2 separate regions of the Homo sapiens genome follow, and region 2 is linked to region 1. Evidence: chromatin loops called from intact Hi-C (ENCODE). Cell type or tissue: HepG2. All regions are shown on one strand.

Region 1 (8,000 bases):
AAGAGCTAGCCTGGGTGCGGTGACTCACGCCTGTAATCCCAGCACTTTGGGAGGCCAAGGCAGTCAGATCACCCAAGGTCAGGAGTTCAAGACTAGCCTAGCCAACATGGTGAAACCCCTTGTCTACTAAAAATACAAAAAATTAGCCGGGCATGGTGGCACACACCTGTAATCCCAGCTACTCAGGAGACTGAGACAGGAAAATCGCTTGAACCCGGGAGGCAGAGGTTGCAGTAAGCCGAGATCGCACCACTGCACTCCATCCTGGGCAACAAGAGCGAAACTCCATCTCAAAAAAAAAAAAAAGAAAAAAAGAAAACTTTCGTTCCATGCACCAGCAGCTGACTCAAGCTGAAAAGGCAGAAGAAAATTTAGGTTTGTCAGTTTTTCTTACAGTTAGTTTTTTTTTTTAATCACTAGGATGTCAGTTTCTCCGTTTTAACATATGTGTTGCAAATATTTTCTCTCAGTCTATTATTTTTCTTTTGTTTATTGCTCTTCACAGACATTATGTTTTCTGGCTGTCCAGCACCTTGTAAACAACCATGCAATTTGGGAGTAACTTTTGGGAAGTCCAAGTGAAACCTCCCAAAATGCAAGGAACTCCCTTGCATCCAGATAGTAAGCGTGGGACCTAGGTTTACAAACAGACTCATCAGTGCAAGACTGGAATTTTGAAGTGAGCAACTTAAGGAAGGAGGCACACACAGAATTCATTTCTTTGGCAAAGGTAGTGGCAGAGACCACTTTCAGGCCAGACAGACCTGGCACAGCAATGGCCTAGGTTAGAAGGGAGTGATGGTGATGTCTACAGCCATACCACCCTGAATGCTGGAAGCTAAGCAGGATTGGGCCTGGTTAGTACTTGATGTTTATGGCCATACCATCCTCGATGTACCTGATATTGAAAGCTAAGTAAGGTTGGGCCTGGTTAGTACTTGAATAGGAGAAAGGGGTGATGGTGGCTTCCTCTAGTGCTTGATGGGGCTATCGCTTCTCAGCCTTTTGGCTAAGATCAACTGTAGTGCTTCGTGGGGCTGCAGCAAGGGTGACAGTTTCCTCATGAGGGCAGTTCTGCATATGATTTTGGATTGTTCCTGGGTCCAGCCTTCAGCCTGATGCCCTCCACCCCCGGAACATTTTGTGGACTCCCTGAGATGCTTCTAATAAATTTTCTTCTGCCTTTTCAGCTTGAGTCAGCTGCTGGTGCCAAGAACTAAAGCTCTTTTTTATTTTATATATTTTTTTCTTATTTCATGTCAGACTGACAATATGCCGACATCATAACAAGGTTCGAGGATGGCACATCTCACACATACCTGTGAAAACCCAGTCATCATGCTCATAAACTACAAAAGGATCTGGAACTAAAACTCTTACCTGCTTTGTTGTCTTTTGCCATACAGAAAACGTTTCATTTTTAGGAAGTTAGATTTTTCACTTTTTTACATGCCTTTTGGAAAGAATTAAATTGACAGTTACTTTTGGATTTAGATCTAGTATGTCAGTTGTTACGAAGGCAATTCAATAAGCAAGATTGAAGGAAAACAAAGTTTTCAAATATTATATAACCTCCTAATGTTTACTCTATATCATTATTTTCTAAATTAAGTTCCAAAGACATCTGTACTTGGACACACAATGTTCATACTGTTCCAAGTTGGATGTAATAAAACTTCATTTATTTATAAACTCTTTATTACTCAGACATTTTACCAATTTAAAATTGTCCTTTCTATTTGAATTAAAGGAGATTATAGTTATTTTATGTTAATTTTTACTATCATTTATAATAAAATATCTAACTTATTCCCCTCAAATTTGTATTTTAGGCTTTTTTCAAAGACCCAAATGTTATTCCCAATTTGAAGTTACTTTCAGATTCTTCTGGACAATGGATCATATTAGGTAAATAAAATTTTCATCTTTTCAGATACTATTTTACTATTATAAGAAAATTTTGCCTCAGGAATTTTCATTATTAAAATATAAATTGGGAATGACTCATCTGTTTGATACATCAAGATCAAATATGACCAGCTGTGCCAGACCTGCCCTGCATCTCTTTCCTGGGAGTCTACTGCTACTATGCTGGCTTAACACATAAGAGCAATTTTTCTCTCTTTTTATTCATATAAAAGTATTTATTGTGTATTTTCCATGTACTCTGCTAGATATAGGGAACATTAAGGTAAATAAGAAAACCTGTACTAAATGAACTTGATATGTTAAAATGTGTGTGTGTGTGTGTGTGTGTGTGTGTGTGTGTGTGTGTATGTACTAATATGTCAAAGGTGCTACCATAGAAGTGTAGCCAAGGGCCAGGCATGGTGGCTCACGTCTGTAATCCCAGCACTTTGGGAGGCTGAGGCGGGCGGATCACTTGAGTACAGGAGTTCAAGACCAGCCTGGCCAGCATGGTGAAACCCCATCTCTACTAAAAATACAAAAATTAGCCAGGCGTGGTGGCGAGCACCTGTAATACTAGCTACTTGGTGGCTGAGGAAGGAGAATTGATTGGACCTGGGAGGTGGAGGGTTGCCGTGAGCTGAGATTGTGTCACTGCCCTCCACCCTGGGTGAGAGAGCAAGAATGCCTCAAAAACTAAAAAAAATGTAAAAGTGTGGGCAAGAATGGTCAGTTCTGCCCAGAGGGAAAAGATCAGGAAAGAGTCCACTGATATTGGGATATTTGGGCAAAATCTAAATTGAGATGAGTACATGGGTACATGGATTTCTCACAGAGGAATCAGCCAACCACAGGACTTTTTTTTTTTTTTTTGAGACAGTGTCTCACTCTGTCACCCAGGCTGGAGTGCAGTGGTGCCTCCTGGGTTCAAGCAATTCTCATGCCTCAGCCTCCCCAGTAACTGGGATTACAGTCATGGGCCCCCACACCCGGCTAATTCCTGGCTAATTTTTGGTTTTTTGCTTACTTGTTTTTTGAGACAGTGTCTCACTGTCACCCAGACTGGAGTGCAGTGGTGTGATCTCAGCTCACTGCAACCTTCGTCTCCCAGGTTCAAACGATTCTCCTGCCTCAGCCTCCCAGGTAGCTGGGATTACAGGTGTGTGCCACCACACCTGGCTAATTTTTGTGTTTTTAGTAGAGACGGGGTTTCGCCATGTTGGCCAGGCTGGTCTTGAACTCCTGACTGCAAGTAAATCTGCCAACCTTGGCCTCCCAAAGTGCTGAGATTACAGGCGTGAACCACCACGCTCAGCCTAAATTTTTTTTTTTTTTTTTTTAAGTAGTGATAGGGTTTCGCCATGTTGGCCAGGCTGGTCTCAAACTCCTGGCCTCAAGTGATCCACCTGCCTTGGCCTCCCAAAGTGCTGGGATTATGGGTGTGAGCCACCGCGCCCAGCTAGATTATATTTTCATAATGTATTATTTCATAATACATTGAAAGAGCCAGAAATTTTTTTTAAGAAAATTACCCAAACACTTAAACACTTAGTAGCACTCACTTAAGTCCCTTCAATAACTCTTGGGACAAGGAAGAAAGCAGAGTTAATATAAGACTATTTTGGGGAAAAAAAAATGAAAGCTATATTTTAAATTTTAGGTTGAGATTATCTTAGCAACAGAATGAATAAAAGCAACGTTCCATTTAGAAGGAGAATCTGATTGGTGATATGGATTTATACTCAATAAAATGCATTTTAAATTAGATTTTTTTTGTTTAGGGGTGTATTTTGGTAAATTACACAAAAGTAACTTAAAGTATTAGTCAAGAACAAGATTACAAACAGTTCATGATGTTAGACTTAGTAGGTCAGATTTTATTGCTTTTGGCTAAAGACTACTGCAAAATTTATAGAGCGAAAAGCTGGTACAGACTACTTACAAAATTAAACTGAGTATCTGAGAGAATATATTTACCCAACTCAAAATTTTCAAAAGGAAATAATCAGAGCCATGTATCACAGTGTTTAGAAAACATGTTTACAGTAACTTCAGTCAATCTATTTGAAAAAATAAGGCTCACTGAAATAAGTGCTCAACCCTCTCCCCATGTTAGTACATACACAAAATAGCATTAACTTTATACTAATTTTTGAAAAAATCATTGCAAAAAGAGGTTCTCAAATGTCTCATGTGCCTGACTTGATGAATTATAGATACTCTGAAAAATAGGACAGAAGAATAATAACACTATTTCAGAAGCAGAAGTTCTAGTGGAATGTTAGTACTCTTCCACTAGCTCATTTTTATCTCCTTTTACTTTTTCTTTTTCTGCTATATTTCTTTTTCTGAAATACCCCCCTCTTATTTTCCTCTGGGGCCCTTTTAAAGCAAAAGAAGCAGCTTTTTAAAATAGGTGAAGAGACATTCTTTTGGGAAGTGAACCAGTTCTAAAGAAAGTGATGATGGAACCTCCTTCACTGTGCTGCACTCCCTGGAGATTGCCAGTTGTCGGTGCTGTTTTATCCTCTCAGCCAGCCGCCATAGCTCCTATGTTTAGATACACTTTGTCTTTTTTTGATAACATATAATGGATGCTTCCTATGTGCTCAGCTAAGGGCATCATACACATTAACTCCTTTCATTCATGAAACAATGCAAGAAAGGTAGTATTATATATCACTATTTTACAAATGAATAGTCAGAGGCATAAGCTAAGTAATGTGTGCAGTTTTACTCGACTGAGTGAGCAGAGGATCCAGAATTGAAGACATTCACCACTTCACTCTCCTGCCTCTGTCACTTCCACGTTGATGGGGTTGCCAGAAAAGTACTAACTTAAGACACCGAATGATAAGGAGGCACCCAGTGTTTTATAATGCTAGTACTAGGGAAAAACTGTGTTCTTTCTGTATGTGATCATAGTGATGCATTACATGTCTTATAAATGCTGGGGACATAATTTAATGAAATTCCTACATAAAAAATAGCATGTGTTATGGAGTGAGTTGTGTCCCCACCCCTAAATTCATATGTTTAACCCCTAACCCTTCAATGTGATGGTTTTTGGAGATGGGGCCTTTGGAAAATAAATTAGGTTTAGATGAGGGCACTAGGGTGGGGCCCTCATGGTGGGATTAATGCCTTTATAATAAGAAGTAAAAGCACTAGAGCCATCTAAGTACACAGAAAGAAGACAATTTTCTGCAAGCCAAGAAGAGTGCCTTCACCAGCAACTGAATCATCTGGACCTTGACCTTGGACTTTCTAGCCTCTAAAACTTTGAGAAATACATGTCTATTGTTTAAGCCACCCAGACTATGGCATTTTGTTATAGCAGCCCAAGGTGACTAAGATGGATCTTGGTACTGAGAAGTGAGGAGCTGCTGTAACAAATACCTAAGAATGTGGAAGTGGCTTTGGAACTGAATGATGGATGGAAGCTTGAGGTGCATGTATACGGACACTATGGGCAATTCTGGTGATAGCGCCCAAGGAAATAAGGGATATGTTATTGGAAACTGGGGTAAAGGTGATCTTTGTTATAAAGTGGCAAATAACTTGGATGAACTGTTTTCTATTGTTTTATGGAAGGTAGAACTTATAAGTGATGAAATTGGAGATTTAGCTGACGAGATTTCTAAGCAAAGTCTTAAAGTAATGTCTTGCTTATAGTAAAGTATGAAAGAAGAGAGATGAATTGCAGAAGGAATTGTTAACCAAAAATGAACAAACATTTGAAGATTTGGAAAGTTTTCAACCTATCCTTATTGTAAAAAATGAGAAGGTTTGTTCTGAAGAGAACACTGTTCAGAACACTGAACAGCCATTTGATAAAGAGATCATGGGTATGACTTATGGACTTAATGAGCCATTTCAACAGAAGTCAGGAATAGAGATGGAATTATATCAGCAGCAAAGACTCTGCTAGTTTGAACAATGAGATGAGATGAAGGAAGGCTGTTGGCCTTCTTAGATCCTGCAAGACTGGACCATAGAGCTATTGGGCTGTGAACATGCGCTATTCTTCAAGAAAAGGTTAGAAAGACCCCGAAGCAATTCAGAGATCTTCAGGGCCATCAGGGCCACTGCCTCCATTTCAACAGGCCAGATGGCCTCCAACCAAAGCCTTGGAGGCAGGGCCACCCTGCAGAACATACGGGCTAAATTGGCCCTGTGGAACCTTGGAGATTGGGCCACCCGGAGCCTTCAGGGCTCTACCGCCACCAGGGTAGAAGCAAGACTGCCACCTCGGTGGGTCCAGAGGCAGAGTATCAAACCAAAGAAGATTATCCTTGAGCATTTAAGATCTAAAGGAATTTGACTTTCTACGTTAAGGGCTTGCTTGACACCTGTCACCCCTTTCTTATTTCCTGTTTCTCCCTTTTGGAATGGAAATGACTAGCCTATGTCTGTCCCACCTATGTATTTTGGAAACACATACCTTGTCCTTCTTCACAGGTTTACAGCTGGAGAGGAATTTTGCCTTAGCATGAATCATACCTCAAGTCTACCCATATCCAATTTTTATGATATTTAGAAGAAACTTTGGACTTTAGAGTTGATACTGGAATGAGTGAAAATTTTGGGAGCAGGACAAGGTGGCTCACCCCTGTAATCCCAACACTTCAAGAGGCCAAGGTGGGAGGATCACTTGAGCCCAGGCATTTGAGACTAGCCTGGGCAACACAGCAGACCCTATCTCTACAAAAAACTATCTGGCTGTGTTGGCACACACCTGTAGTCCCAGCTATTCAGAAGGCTGAGGCAGAAGAATCACTTGAGCCCAGGAAGTTGAGGCCACAATGAGCCATGATCACATCACCACACTGCAGCCTGGGTGACAGAGTGAGACCTTGTTGAAGAAAAAAAGAAAAAAAAAGTTTGTGGGGCTGTTGGAATGGAATGAGTGTATTTTGCATGTGAGAAGAACATGAATTTGGGGTCCTAGTGGTTACATGTTATAGACTCAATGACTGAACTATGCCTTTCTTAATTCATATTTTGAAGTCCCATGACCATCCCTCCTTCTACCTCATTGAAACCCAATTATTTCCCAAAGGCCCCATCTCCAACTACCATCACGTTGAGGGTTAGAGCTTCAATATATGAATATTTGGCCATACAGTTCAGTCCATAGAAAATGCTATTTTTTATGTCTCAATATATGAATTTTGAAGAGATAGAATTCAGTCCACAGCAAATGCTATTTTCATATCTCTTATTAAGTGGTTTGAACTTAATCATATTTTTTCACCATCCAAACCCTCCTTCCACTCCCCAAATCAGACCTAGGGTAGGCTAATTAAAATGGCATGCCCGATGTCAGTCCCTCCTCCTGTGTCCACTGACCAATCTTCAGAAACTATCGGGCTCTACACTGGTCTTGTTTTTTTGGACTTTCAACATCACCTAGAACTCCTCTTATCATTTCCTATGGTCTCCTTTTTTCTTTATCTAATCCCTCAGAGGATCTTACCTCTAAACAAAGGAAGCTTCTTAGCAGCATAGCTTTTGCAATTACTGAGGCATACACAGTTCCTGGCTCCAGGCATCCTTCATGCCTCCACATGAGCCCAGCTCAGGACATAGAATAACAGGTCCTAGCATGACTCTCAAGTGGACAGCCAAAAGAGCTAGTGTAAACATTCACCAGCATTACTTACTCTTCTTAAGCACAAGCTACTTCTCAGGTCAGAGATCCAGCAAATGTATCCAGGGTAGGGATACACCGAGGGCCACCACACCTAGGTCTACAATCTTAGAGCTTTGAACAAAAGAACACCACCACTGTTCTATCAGAATGAGAGTGTGTGTATATGTGTCTACATAGAGACTGATTCAGTGATCGATGGAGGTAATAATAAAAATATTCATTTTAATCTTTATGACTTTCTGTAATTTAATGGGACCTCTAGTAGCAGAAAATCCATTCCTGAATGATAAATTCAGGAAATAAGTGTGGGATAGGGAATGGAGGATGGGGCAAAACTAAGTCTACAAGAGAAAAATAGACAAAATGCCGTTATTTCAGTTTTCTGTAATTCTGAATTTGTGATAATTTGATTAGGGCCTGATTTGAAATTTACCTT
Region 2 (8,000 bases), 96 kb after region 1:
AGGTGTGAAGTGTTTTTTATATTTTGAGAACTTTGAAATTTTCCTTTTCTCTTAGATTTTAATCACATCTCCATGTGGACTTCATCTTTATAGACTGAGGTGTTCCAATTCCAGTTAGGCCTAGTCTTTGTTCCATCCCTTAAGCCATTTTCATAGTTCATCTTTTGTGTAGCAGTTACATATGTCAGTTTTGAGCAATAGTGACCAAAATTTTCCACAGTATCACAGATATGAGTGATTCACAGATGGTTAAAGTCACTGCGCACTCTTCCACTGCTCCTCCCCACCACAGTTGTAGTGGACAAAACATTTTATGAAAACTCTTACATGTATAGAACTTTGTCTTCTTTTTAAAAAGGATAGCAGAGAAATCATCTTTCTTTTATAATTCTTAGGTATGTCAGTCTTCTCACCTTAAAATGCAAGAGTGTTTTCTGATACAGCATTGAAGTATCAGTTATTTTCTATGTGTTTATTATATGTGAATTAGAAATTCAATGAAGTGAGTTCTGTGGATAACCAAATTGAGTTCCTGCTTCAGGAACCTTTCTCAGTAATTATTAATCTTTTTAGTTATTGGAAGAATTTTGAAAAGAATTTCAATGAAACTCCTAATATATTTGCTGTACTCAATTATCTTTCTTCCAATTTAGTAAACAGCCTTTTTACTAACTTTTTAGATTCCGAGAGCTTGAGTTTGTTCTTAGTGAGCTGCTAGGCAATTGACATCTGACATCTTAATGGGAGACTAGAATAATATTCCTCTCCATACAGAGGAACTCTTAAAAAAAAAAAAATCTGTAAGACCTAGAAACCTGTGAACCCACCTTCTGTGTAATCCTCATGTAACACTAAAGATCCAGCCTGCTAGCATGGGTCTCATAGATTGAGGCAGTCTCTAAGTGATCATGTTACTTAATATTTACAGTATAACCTTTTTATTAATTTCTTTTTAATGACCATGACTGTGACTATTAGTAACATTTTCTACCAGTAGCCATAAAAATCCCCCTCAAAAAGGTGATAATATATTTCATAGTATAATGGAATTTCATAGTCATTTAACTTGAGAGGTTCAAAGAAGAAAGCTGTATTTTCACTGACAGGATCACATTTCAATTGCAACTTAACAGAAAGCAAGTTGAATCCTAGTTTTCAGCCTGAACAAATGTTCTGATTCTGGTGAACTAGGGAATTTAAAATATCTTTATATGATTATACCACAACTGTGTTCTCTTGCTTTCTCTCTGTAAACATGTTAAATCCAGAGGAGACAGAAGGGAAGACATTTAATCTGTATTTGTAATTTGGTATTGAAAGACTACTGACTCTTCTAAGTAAGCCAGTCCTGTAAGCATGATTTGTATGAGTGTCTAGCATTTATTTTCTTTAAAAAAAAATTACACATGCATGTGTATATATATATGTGTGTATATACATACATACAGAGAAAAACACAGCATGTTATAATCATACAAAGAGATATTAATGGATGGAAGAATGATGGGTGACTATTGCAAGAATTTTTGGCCATGATTGAAAGAATCCCACCACTCTTTTGCCACATACGAAATCCACAGATCTGGTAAGCCACCTTAATATCTGTCATAGTCCTACGTGTAAAACTTATTCACTAATTTATTATTATCACCAGTAACCTTTATTTAGCCAAGGGTTCCCTTACTTACTTTAAATTACTTTGTTACTTATTGGTAATTTAACACCCAATGTGTTACTAACAGTTGAAAACTTGAATGTTGCCATAAATACGCAATGGATATGGTTTCAGGTTTGTAGCTAAGTATGATTCCCTCACAGCAGACATGTGAGCCAAAAGACTGAACAGTGTTGACATCAGATATTATTTTATTTACTTTAAAACTGGTTATATGGATAACATACTTTGTTTTGCACAACACAGTAGGCAGTCAATAGGTGAAGTATTTGTTCCTGTTTAATGGTGGCCTGTTATATATCACAGCTGCTGAAGCAGAGGTTCAGAAAAGTCAAATTACTTCACTGAGATTGGGTAACCTAACTCCCAACTTAAATAAATCTAATGCCTTTCTACCACTGTCCTGCCCTCTTTTCTGATTGTGGAAGGCCCTGAAAGCATTACCAAAGTTTCAAAGTTACCTAAATAACATTTCCTAAAAATGACATCTAACGAATAATGAAACATCAAAGTAAAATAGATTTTTTATATCATTTAATGAGTAGTTAAGACTAGGTAAGACTCTGTGCTTAGTATCTATTTGTATGGAAACCATCTCATTATTTGACATACATTACGTATAGAATATGTAACAGTTAAATTGTTTTATGTTTTGGGGCCCCTCCCCAAGTTATTTTGCTAACTTACAATATGAATCTTTGTAGATGATTGAAGACATTCTGTAGTGTTACCAAACTTGTTAAAAGTAAGTGGTAAAGAACACAGAAGGTTCCTTGACTGTTTGTATTATTTTCATCAAAATGGCTGGAGGAGGAGTGGGTGGTGTCAGCAGTTTACGTTACAAGTTCCATATACACTTTATTTTGATGAAGACCATTTGCCCACTTTGCTAAGAAGCGTTTAGTGTGGATTTTCCTGACTCTTTTCCTGGTGATTTACCCTTTGGGAAATGTTTCCCTCGCTGTTAGACTTGTGTTGTAATAATATTTTGGGTGGCCGAAGCCCTGTTATGTTGTTAACAGTTGAAAATTTGAATGTCACCATAAATATACAGTGAATGTGGTTCCAGATTTGTAACTAGATTCCCTCACTGTAGTCGTATGAGCCAGCCGACTGAACAGATCCTTATTTGGAAGCCACTGGTGTCTGATGTGGCCACAGAACACTGATTATAACTTTGTTTGACTGCCTAAACCTGTCTTCCTTCCTGGTCCTTGGTTGAGGGCATTACTCCTAAGTCATGTCATGACAAATGAGGTCAGAGTTGGTACCCATCACATTTGTTTCATCTTCACAGTTTTTTTTTTATTCTGTGCCTAGACTGACAATTATAAAATGAAAAGATAATACTGCCAATGTCTGTAACCTATATAAGAAAGTTCACTTCTTTTTGACATCTGACATGTAGTAGTTCCATTTAAAATAGTATTTGTTCAGGAATGTCAGTTTAAGCAAAACAGTAGAATATGAGAAAACCACCAACCATCTTTTGAAGAGGTTGAATTGCTATTTTGGCTCTTTTGGGTAAATAAATGTCTTACTGTATGTAAAGATCTGAGATTATGAAAGAACATGTAAAATTGCTAGGTCAATTATTTTCCTGAAATAACTGTTGTTATTCATAAAAATACCCAGGTGCTAATAAGTCTGCCCTGCTAATTTTGATGCAGGTTGTTTGGGAACCACATTTTGAAAAACACTTACAGCAGACTTTCTGTAACTAAAATTTCTCAGGGCTGTTTTAAAATATTTCTTTATTTTTAGTTCTGCCATTTCTCTTTTTTTGCCTTTTCCCTGTAAGGTGATTATTACGAAAAGAGCTAGGTGGACCTTATCATTGGAATTCTAGTCTTTGTTTTCAGTTCATACTCTAATGACATCTGTTGTTTTCTATATCATGAAATCAGGACAAATACAATTTTTGAACTTTTGGGAGGAATATTCTCAGTCACTATGGCATTAGGAAAAGATGTTCAATTTTGCTGAACGTAACTTCAGGTACACGCCATTTGGGATCAAGATTGAGAGAACTGTGCTTGCTTCAGGAAGCCTCCACTTGAGCTTTGGCATTATTCTCATGGCTGGTCCATCCTCACCCTTTCCTTAGGGAATAATCATTTCCCAGGGGAGATGTATTATATATAAACATGTCAGCATGTCACTTTTTTTGTCAACATGTTTAAGTTGTGTTTAAATTGGTTTCATGCTTGCGGGCAAATGTTAATTTTATCAAACCTAAAGCTATAGGGTCAGATTATAGTGTGGTGTACAGTTTGTAGACTTATAATAAATGGTCATGTTTGCTTTTATGTATTTCTGCTCATACTTGTTCATAATTTTAACTCATTAACAGCCTTCAGTGATAGCTTAATTATTTAAATTTCAATTTAAGATTCTGATATCCTGTAGTGCAGAAACCATATTATCATAGAGGCAAAATGTTTACGTCTTCTCATGCATGTCAAGGAAATATAGTATATGCATAATCACTGAATTTTTGAGGTTCTAGAAATAGTCCACCATGGACATATACAAATATAAAAAGCCTATAGTTGTGGTTTAGGAACTGTGGCTCATGGAAGGATTAGATTGAACAATGTATCATTGTTCCTAGAGTCAGTTAAGCGTGTAGGTTTAGCTAGTTTGGGAACAGCCTCTAGCATGTGACTCTATAACACTTGCACAACAAACATGGGCCTGATAAGTGAGCAGTAAATCTGGGCTGACTGCCCACTCCCAGTACTGCCATCATAGTATTTTGAGGGCCTGACAACAATATTAAAAGCTTAAAACATTCTTCACACCGTTTTGTATTATTCCTGGTTTTCCAGTTTTATTGTTTACTAAAAGTCAATTTTTCTTAATAAAAAAAGATTGTTTAGTTGGTCATTTGATTTCTCATTAGATACTAGGCTTTGTGAGGTCTTACATATATTTAAGTTCAAGTTTTCTCACTTTTCTTCAGGGAAGTGGGTGACTTGGTTGTCCTGATGTCTCTTTTGGGCACATAAAGCACATTTTTGTCATGTTATCTTTGTTCACTTTTATCAGAAAAAATTCAGTGTCTGAGCAGGTCACTATCATCAAAAGTGCATGTTTGGGTTTTTTTCTCTTTTCCCCTTACAACACAATGAAGACAGTCTTAAAGGTGTGTTAGGGGCTTAAACACTTGACAGCTGCATTTTTAAAAAAGTTTCTAATTATGGTATTTGGAGTGTCCATAAAAAGCTTCTATTTATAACGTTTGTAGATTATATTAAATTCCTAACGCCTAATTTGTGCCATCTGACATCACGAAATCTTAGCAGACTTGGAAGGAACCAGTTTGTTAGGTAGCTGTGCACAGGTACAAACGATTTAAGATTACACTCCTGGGATTTTGTGAAAAATCGGTTTTACAAGTTTTTTAGTTTAGAAGAAACATATTTTCAAAAATGGATTAAGAAAAGAGGACAAAAGATACAATATAGTTAGGTTTAAGTTTAAAAACAGTTTCATTCTACTGATACTAGTTCTAGATTTTAACCAAGATGGAATCATTTTACAAATTGAGAGTTTCAGAGGTTGCTTAACTCCTCAGATTAGTGGTTTTTGCTTTATCATGGACACAAAATATTTACCCTCCAGGCATATGTCGTTCTTAAAACAATGTTGTAGGTGATCAAATCTCAAAGTAGTATCTAAGGCAGTGCTTCTCAAACTTCAACGAACATACAGAGGATCTCATTAAACTATAGATTCTTCATCAGTGGGTTGGGTGGAGCCTGAGTTTCTGCAGTTTTAACTAGCTCCTGGGTGTGCTCAGTGCTGCTGGCCCAAGGCCCACACTCTTGAATAGCAGGGGTATGAAAGAATTGATAGTATCCATTCTTTGAAGTTTCCAAACCTTATCACAGTACCAGTATCAATGTTAATCTCTTTCTTAGTATATTATTTTTAGTTATTTATTTTACTAACCTACATGAGCACTAACCTCCTACTAGTGCTTTCACAAATTAGCATTATAAAATTATAATCCTAAACTTTGAAGATAGGTATAAGAAAGTCATCAGTGTTTTCATTACTATAAAGCCCATTTTGATTATGTTGTTCAGTGTTCCTTAAATAAGGGTTATAGATTCAGCATTTGAAAATAAAACACACAATCAAGAATTTGAAGTGTGTTTTAGAATTTATTAGGATGAGCTTTGGCTAATGCTTAAGAAATATTGTTTATTCTTTGCTTTGGTTTATATTGACAGAACCGACTATCTTATGGCTTAAGTAAAAATTGATTGTATGGAAAGGTTTTTAGCAATTAATATTTTGCGGCATTTGGTTATAGGGATGAGATTTTTATTTTATTTCCAAATTATTATGTTGTTCCCCTTCCCCTAGGAGCCAATATAGTCTACACTTGCTGAGTTCCTTTTCTAGTTCATTCTCTGTCTCTCTCTGTTTGTTTGTTTGTGTTTGTTTTTGCTGGCGAGGTGTTTATTGACAGGTTGTGGTGCCGCACAGGTCCTCAAAGCCCAGCCAGCCAGCAGGTACCCAGGGCGCAGTGCTCAGCCTGCAGCAGGAGGGTCTCCGTTCACATGTCCAGGCTTCTGGTTAATTCTTTCCCTAAGCTGATAGCTCTCTGCAGGTTGAAGTAACGGTCCAGAAACATTTTTATCATTTCTGTTCCTTGCCTTCAAACCTGTGGCATCTACCTACTGCATCTCTTCATTACTTATTGGTGAAAACCAAACTCCTATTAAAGCTCTTAAACTAGACCTGTCATCTTCACTTAACTGAACTCTTATCTCATTTTTAACAAAACATATTCTTGGCCCATTCACCATGAAGTTTTTCCTATTTTAAATATTGGGGTAGCAACAGAATGAAATTTTTGAGGGCTTTTTGCGTACCAGGAGTCACAGTCCTGGTTGCTTTTATATATGTTACTGAATTTAATTACCTCAACCCTGGAAAGTAAGTAAATAAATCAGTCCCACTTTATTGAAGGTAGAGCAGATTGATAAAAATTGCCCACACAATCCAGATTGTCATTGGCAGAGCTGGGATTGTAATATACATCTGCTTGACTTTTCTTTTCCACAGAGGAGTCTTCCAAAAGGAGGAGGCTTCTGGGTCTTTAAAAGGTTGGATAGAAATTAGGTGCTTTGTGGGCCAGTTGGGGAAAAGATTACCCCTGGAGGAAGAGTAGCGTCAAGAAATGTATCAGACATTTCAAAAGAATCAAAAATCTATATTAAATTTGTATAGCTGACAAAACCTGATTTACATAAAGGATTTTTTTTTTTTTTTTTTTTTTGAGCCAGAGTTTTGTTCTTGTTGCCCAGGCTGGAGTGCAATGGCGTGATCTTGGCTCATCGCAACCTCTGCCCCCTGGGTTTAAGCGATTCTCCTGCCTTAGCCTCCCGAGTAGCTGGGATTACAGGCGTGTGCCACCATGCCTGGCTAATTCTGTGTTTTTAGTAAAGACAGGGTTCTTCCATGTTGGTCAGGCTGGTCTTGAACTCCCAACTTCAGGTGGTCCGCCCGCCTTGGCCTCCCAAAGAGCTGGGATTACAGGCGTGAGCCACTGCGCCTGGCCCAGCATATTTTTTTAAGCTTCAAACCACCAACTTAAAGGTGTAGAAATAGTAAGCATAATACCGCCATAACCAGTTTATCTCTTTACCAGTGCTATCAGTTAACAAATCATGAACATTGTGTATTATGTATATTACATGTAGCTTTCTGTTCTGACAGCAGAGTTTATGTGCTAGTTCTGGATTCGTCTTAATAGATGATTTGAAAAAGAAAGCATTTAAAAGGATTCTCTGTAAAAATTCTACTCGGCTAGTAGCAAACTTATCATTTTAGAAAAACCGTTTTTTACTTTGAGACCAGTAAGATGGAGTGACAAGAACTCCCAAGCCAGAAGCTAAAAGACGTGTTTTTATTCCTGGTAATGCCACATAACTGGAATTGGCAGTTGCCAGTAGTACGAGAATTTGCTTAACTTTCACCAGCCAATGAAGTTATTTGCTTGCTTTCTTACCTCCTATTACAGTGGAAGCAATGCTTGTATCCTATTCCTTCCTGCTCTCTGAAGGATGACTGTGCCCCATCAATAATCCCTTTGCACATCTTCAGCTACTCTGTGTTCACATTTAAACACTTGTATCCCTTCCTCTTGAAAAAACAAGAACTCATAACCACCTATTTAGCTTTTTATTTCCTGTGCACAACTAAATTTGTCTGCTTCTTTACTTCCTACTCACTGTACTCTCACTGTCCCTCTAAAATGGCTCTTGGCCAGTGTCACCAATAATTTCTTTCTTTTTTTTTTTTTTTT

Evidence for each region. Hi-C counts contacts between places; a loop is a spot of excess contacts. Peaks named below come from ENCODE experiments on the same cell type or tissue, not always from the same donor. Only the 100,000 strongest peaks of a DNase experiment are listed, where the experiment ranks them.
Region 2: a loop joins it to region 1, with 2.7 times the contacts of the local background. A loop is called at or near these places in 1 of 110 quality-filtered maps.

What each region holds. Positions count from the first base shown.
Region 1 is chr11:102,057,048-102,065,047 of GRCh38, forward strand. It overlaps CFAP300 (cilia and flagella associated protein 300), which reads left to right. Exons shown (of 7, transcript NM_032930.3): 3 at 1,833-1,908. It overlaps LOC124902830 (small nucleolar RNA U13), which reads right to left and starts at 1,361; the gene lies at 1,258-1,361. It also overlaps the pseudogene RNA5SP535. In HepG2, a CTCF peak has its summit at 4,422; no DNase peak of the experiment used is centred here.
Region 2 is chr11:102,153,070-102,161,069 of GRCh38, forward strand. All of the region lies in intron 2 of YAP1 (Yes1 associated transcriptional regulator), which reads left to right. Among named protein-coding and RNA genes, the nearest start is that of YAP1-DT, 47 kb to the left of the region's middle. In HepG2, no CTCF peak of the experiment used is centred here; a DNase peak (open chromatin) is centred at 4,332.